Linked DNA regions of Homo sapiens: region 2 is linked to region 1. A link is an interaction called in ENCODE POLR2A ChIA-PET data of the cell type or tissue named here. Cell type or tissue: PC-9. All regions are shown on one strand. Links, peaks and the distances in the headings refer to the core of each region. The heading gives the core; the rest is flanking DNA.

Region 1 (2,917 bases), core at 261-2,760:
AAGACCCTATCTCCGAATATAGTCACATTCTGAGATACTTGGGGTTAAGACTTGTATTAGTCCATTTTCACGCTGCTCATAAAGACATACCTGAGACTGGGAAGAAAAAGAGGTTTAATTGGACAATTCCACATGGCTGGGGAGGCCTCAGAATCATGGTGGGAGGCGAAAGGGACTTTTTACATGGTGGCGGCAAGAGAAAATGAGGAAGAAGCAAAAGCAGAAACCCCTGATAGATAAGCCCACCAGATATCATGAGATTTATTCACTGTCATGAGAACAGCACGGGAAAGACCAGCCCCCATGAATACATTACCTCTTCCTTGGTCCCCCCCTCCCCACAATATGTGGGGATTCTGGGAGATACAATTAAAATTGAGATTTGAGTGGGGACACAGCCAAACCATATCATTCTGTCCCTGGTCCTTCCAAATCTCATGTCCTCACATTTCAAAACCAATCATGCCTTTCCAATAGTCCCTCAAAGTCTTAACTCATTTCAGCATTAACCTAAAAGTCCACAGTCCAAAGTCTCATCTGAGACAAGGCCTTCCGCCTATGAGCCTGTACAATCAAAAGCAAGCTAGTTAGTTCCTAGATACAATGGGGGTACAGGTATTGGGTAAATAAAGCCATTCCAAATGGGAGAAATTGGCCAAAACAAAGGGGTTACAGGGCCCATGCAAGTCTGAAATCCAGTGAGGGAGTCAAATTTTAAAGCTCCAAAATGATCTCCTTTGACTCCAGGTCTTACATCCAGGTCACGCTAATGCAAAAGGTAGGTTTCCATGGTCTTGGGCAGCTCCACCCCTGTGGCTTTGCAGGGTACAGCCTCCCTCCAGGCTGCTTTCATGGGCTGGTGTTGAGTGTCTGCAGCTTTTCCAGGCACCCAGTGCAAGCTGTCAGTGGATCTACCATTCTGGGGTTTGGAGGACAAAGGCCCTCTTCTCACAGCTGCACTAGGCAGTGCCCCGATAGGGACTCTGTGTGGGGGCTCTGATCCCACATTTCCCTTCTGCACTGCCCTAAGAGGTTCTCCTTGAGGGCCCCACAGCTTCCACCCTCTGAACCATAGCCCAAGCTATGCATTGGCCCCTTTCAGCCATGGCTGGAGCAGCTGGGACAGAGGGCACCAAGTCACTAGGCTGCACACAACATGGGGACCCTGGGCCTGCCCCACAAAACCCCTTTTTCCTCCTGGGCCTCCAAGCCTGTGATGGGAGAGGCTGCTGTGAAGGTCTCTGACATGGCCTTGGAGACATTTCCCCATGGTCTTGGGGATTCACATTAGGCTTCTTGCTACTTATGCAAATTTCTGCAACCAGCTTGAATTTCTCCCCAGAAAATGGGTTTTTCTTTTCTGTCACATAGTCCGGCTGCAAATTTTCCAAACTTTTATGCTCTGCTTCCCTTATAAAACTGAACGCCTTTAATAGCACCCAAATCACCTCTTGAATGTTTTGCTGCTTAGAAATTTTTTCCACCAGATACCCTAAATAATCTCTCAAGTTCAAAGTTCCACAAGTCTCTAGGGCAGGGGCAAAATGTGGCCAGTCTCTTTGCTAAAACATAACAAGAGGCACCTTTGCTCCAGTTCCCAAAAAGTTCCTCATCTCCATCTGAGACCACCTCAGCCTGGATCTTATTGTCCATATCACTATCAGCATTTTGGGCAAAACCATTCAACAAGTCTCTAGGAAGTTCCAAACTTTCCCACATTTTCCTGTCTTCTTCTGAGCCCTTCAAACTGTTCCAATCTCTGCCTGTTACCCAGTTCCAAAGTTGTTCCACATTTTCAGGTATCTTCAGCAACGTTTCACTCTACTGGTAGCAATTTACTGTATTAGTCCATTTTCACACTGCTGATAAAGACATATCTGAGACTGGGAAGAAAAATAGGTTTAATTGGACTTACAGTTCCACATGGCTGGGGAGGCCTCAGAATCATGGTGAGAGGTGAAAGGCACTTCTTACGTGGTAGTGACAAGAGAAAATGAGGAAGAAGCAAAAGCGGAAACCCCTGATAAATCCATCAGATCTCATGAGACTTATTCACTATCACGAGAATAGCATGGGAAAGACCGGCCCCCATGATTCAATTACCTCCCCCTGGGTCCCTCCCACAACACATGGGAATTCTGGGAGATACAATTCAAGTTGAGATTTGGGTGGGGACACAGCCAAACCATATCAAGACTTCTACATATGAATTTTGGAGGGACACAATTTAACTCATAATAGTGGACTGTCCTGTTAAATGTTCTGTGTGCACTTGAGAAGAATGTGTGTATTCTCTCATTGTTGGATTCAGTGACCTATAAATGTTAATTAGGTTAAACTAATTGATGTAGGGAAAAGAAAGAGAGATCAGACTGTCACTGTGTCTATGTAGAAAGGGAAGACATAAGAGACTCCATTTTGAAAAAGACCTGTACTTCAAACAATTGCTTTGCTGAGATGTTAATTTGTAGCTTTGCCCCAGCCACTTTGCCCCAGCCACTTTGACCCAACTTGGAGCTCACAAAAACATGTGTTGTATAAAATCAAGGTTTAAGGGATCTAGGGCTGTGCAGGACGTGCCTTGTTAACAAAATGTTTACAAGCAGTATACTTGGTCAAAGTCATCGCCATTCTCTAGTCTCAATAAACCAGGGGCACAATGCACTGCGGAAAGCTGCAGGGAGCCCTGCCCTTGGAAGCGGGGTATTGTCCAAGGTTTCTCCCCATGTGACAGTCTGAAATATGGCCTCGTAGGATGAGAAAGACCTGACTGTCCCCCAGCCCAACACCCATAAAGGGTCTGTGCTGAGGTGGATTGGTAAAAGAGGAAAGCCTCTTACAGTTGAGATAGAGGAAGGCCACTGTCTCCTGCCTGCCCCTGGGAACTGAATGTCTTGGTGTAAAACCCGATTGTACA
Region 2 (2,917 bases), core at 275-2,774, 200 kb before region 1:
TCATATCCCATTGCAAAACACATCCCTCAAGTGTCTAGGATTCTTCCCTTTTGAAAACTATCTCCTCCTTGAGATTTACTGTTCAATGACAACAAACTCACAATGAAATCAAATGCCAAGGAAGAGAACTGTCCTAATTTTGCTTAAATGAAAGTTAACAAGGAAACCATTTTGATTCCAACTTTTGTTACTGAAATTTATTTTAAAACTCAGTATACCTTTCTCCCTTGAGTGACAGAGTACCCTAACATGTTTTAATCCTCCTCTGAGGAACAAAGTAAAGTACCAAAGGATCACTGTGACTGTCAGTGACCACTGCACAATGGTGCAGGAAGTGTTGGAGATTAACCTGCAAGTACACCAACCACAGACCATATCCTGGAAATTACGTAGGTTTTTTTGTTTTTTTAGAGACAGGGTCTCGCTATGTTGCCCAGGCTGGTCTCAAACGCCCGGGCTCAAGCAATCTACCTGCCTCAGCCTCCCAAAGTGCTGGGACTACAGGAGTGAGCCACTGTGCCTGGCCTGGAAATTACTTTTTAATTAAACCTGATATAACATATTGGCATAACTTTTCCCCCATCCTCCTAAAAGTTGGAAGTGGCAAAACAATCAGATTTGTCTGGGGTTTTATCATATAGTTTTAAATCCAGTGCTCTGTTCCCTGCAGGGTCAATCACCTTTGTTGAAGGGAGGAAGGAAAAATCATAGCTTAAGTCATTTCTACAAGCCAAAAAGAACTATTCATTCTACTATACTATTCCTATCAAAAAGTAAGATAATAGAAGACCAGGGAAACAAAGATAAAAAACTGTCTTACCCACACCAACTAAAAACAAAATTATACAAATGAATTAATTCCATGTCATATCTTATTTGAAAAATGTTTATGTAATAAATGATATATATATATAAATGTAAACTTTTTTTTTTTTTGAGACGGAGTCTCGCTCTGTTGCCAGGCAGAAATGCAGTGGCACCATCTCAGCTCACTGCAACCTCCATCTCCCAGGCTCAAGCGATTCTCCTGCCTCAGCCTCCCGAGTAGCTGGGATTACAGGCACGCACTGCTGCGCCCAGCTGATTTTTGTATTTTTAGTAGAGATGGGGTTTTGCCATGTTGCCTAGGCTGGTCTTGAACTCCTGACCTCAGGTGATCCAACCGCCTCAGCCTCCCAAAGTTCTGGGATTACAGGCATGAGCCACCGCGCCAGGCCAAATGTAAACTATTTTAACTGGTTTGGTATAAATTTCCACTATATAGGGCAATATCAACATATTTGAAGAAACAGGGTGTACCTACCCACTTCCAACACCATAAAGGCTACTGAGTTCTACCAGGCCAAGAACTGACAGTACGGACTCCAGCTAAGCCAAGTGATATTGACAATCCCATTCCTATAAAGTCTGATAAGTACCCTCCACTTCTTACACTTACAATGCACTCTTACCACTTCTCTGTCAGCTCTCTGTTCCTAGAATACATTGTAACATTTGATTCCCTACTAAGGGAATTCAATTCTGTAGTCTCAAAGGCTATCCTAGAATAAAGCTGGAGTATACCTGACCAATTTAGGGGAGCTGTAACACTCCCATCCCCTTTTCCTAAGCCACAAAGGTGTACCAGGCAGTGTTCTGATTTTGACAGTATGGCACTAAAGATTTAAATTTTTATCAACACAAGGAAGAGAAAAAGGTGACTAACCAGAGAAGAATGATTTTATAGGGGATGAGAGGGTGGATAGAAAATTGAGGTGGAAGAAAAAACAGATGGATTTTTTCTCTGTTTCTACTACAAACCCAGTGGGGAACTTCCCAAGAGCAAAACCATGTGACAGCTACAATGATTCAGCACTCAAATGTAATATATGCCATTTATTTAAATACTTATTTAAAGGGAATAAACTAGAGTAATAATTAAATAAGATCAGGCAATATAATCTTCAGTATTCCAATGTTAAAACTACCTAGGTATTATCAAGTTTTCAAAGAAATGCAATAGTTGTAAGGCTGTAAAATGCATAAAACAGAATATATTTTGCTTTTTAACCCCAGCAAAAAAAGCAGGGGGGAGGAGAAATGCTATCTCTTGTAACAGAAAGCTAATTACAACGGTATCAAAGATTACCAAAATTAGAAATACTGTCATAATCTGAACAGTAAAATGAATTTATTTGTTCATCTTTCCAAAATATAACATGCCAAGTTATCAACACATATTGTTTTATTCTTAAATCTAGCATATTTGCATTATTTTTTTCACTCAAGAAATTCAAGAATTAAGAGAATCAGCCAGGTGCAGTAACTCACGCCTGTAATCCAGCACTTTGGGAGGCGGAGGCAGTGGGACTATTTGAGGCCAGGAGTTCAAGACTAGTCTGGCCTGGGTAACACAATGAGACTGTCGCTACAAAAATTTTTTTTAATTAGCTGGTTGTTGTAGCGCACACCTATAGTCCTAGCTACATGGGAGGCTGAGGTGGGAAGATGAGGATCACTTGAGCCCAAGAGTTCAAGGCTGCAGTGAGCTATGATAGCGCCGCTGCACTACAGCCTGGGTGACAGAGCGAAATCTTAACCCCCCAAAAAAAAGAAAAGAAAAGAAATTTAAGAATCACATTTTAAATAATAGTTTATCTGAAGAAAAAATAATAAAGTTTAAAAAGCCTTCCCATTAAAAGTATTTCCCCAAGGAAAAATAAACATGGAAAATGACTTTCTAGTCAACTAAGTCCTAACAATTGCAAAATAGAAGTAATTTTAATAAGTGATTTTTTAACAGCAAAAAAATAAGATCCATTTTATTATTTCCATTATCTTGAATTTTCACCTTCTCATCCTTAAGTTTATATTTCAGCCTGAACTTCAGAAACAGACACTTAGGCCTTTATATTTTTAAAGGAATTAATTTTCTAAC

The links. ChIA-PET counts read pairs that join two places held together with the same protein. Peaks named below come from ENCODE experiments on the same cell type or tissue, not always from the same donor. Only the 100,000 strongest peaks of a DNase experiment are listed, where the experiment ranks them.
Region 2: POLR2A ChIA-PET joins it to region 1 with 12 read pairs; 2 of 35 experiments call an interaction of 5 or more read pairs at or near these places.

Annotation. Positions count from the first base shown.
Region 1 is chr3:183,167,635-183,170,551 of GRCh38, forward strand. No RefSeq gene overlaps it. Among named protein-coding and RNA genes, the nearest start is that of LAMP3, 6.4 kb to the left of the region's middle. In PC-9, for the core only: no CTCF peak of the experiment used is centred there; no DNase peak of the experiment used is centred there.
Region 2 is chr3:182,967,683-182,970,599 of GRCh38, forward strand. The region is part of intron 1 of DCUN1D1 (defective in cullin neddylation 1 domain containing 1); the gene reads right to left. Among named protein-coding and RNA genes, the nearest start is that of DCUN1D1, 11 kb to the right of the region's middle. In PC-9, for the core only: no CTCF peak of the experiment used is centred there; a DNase peak (open chromatin) is centred at 1,729; H3K27ac peaks cover 1,573 bases.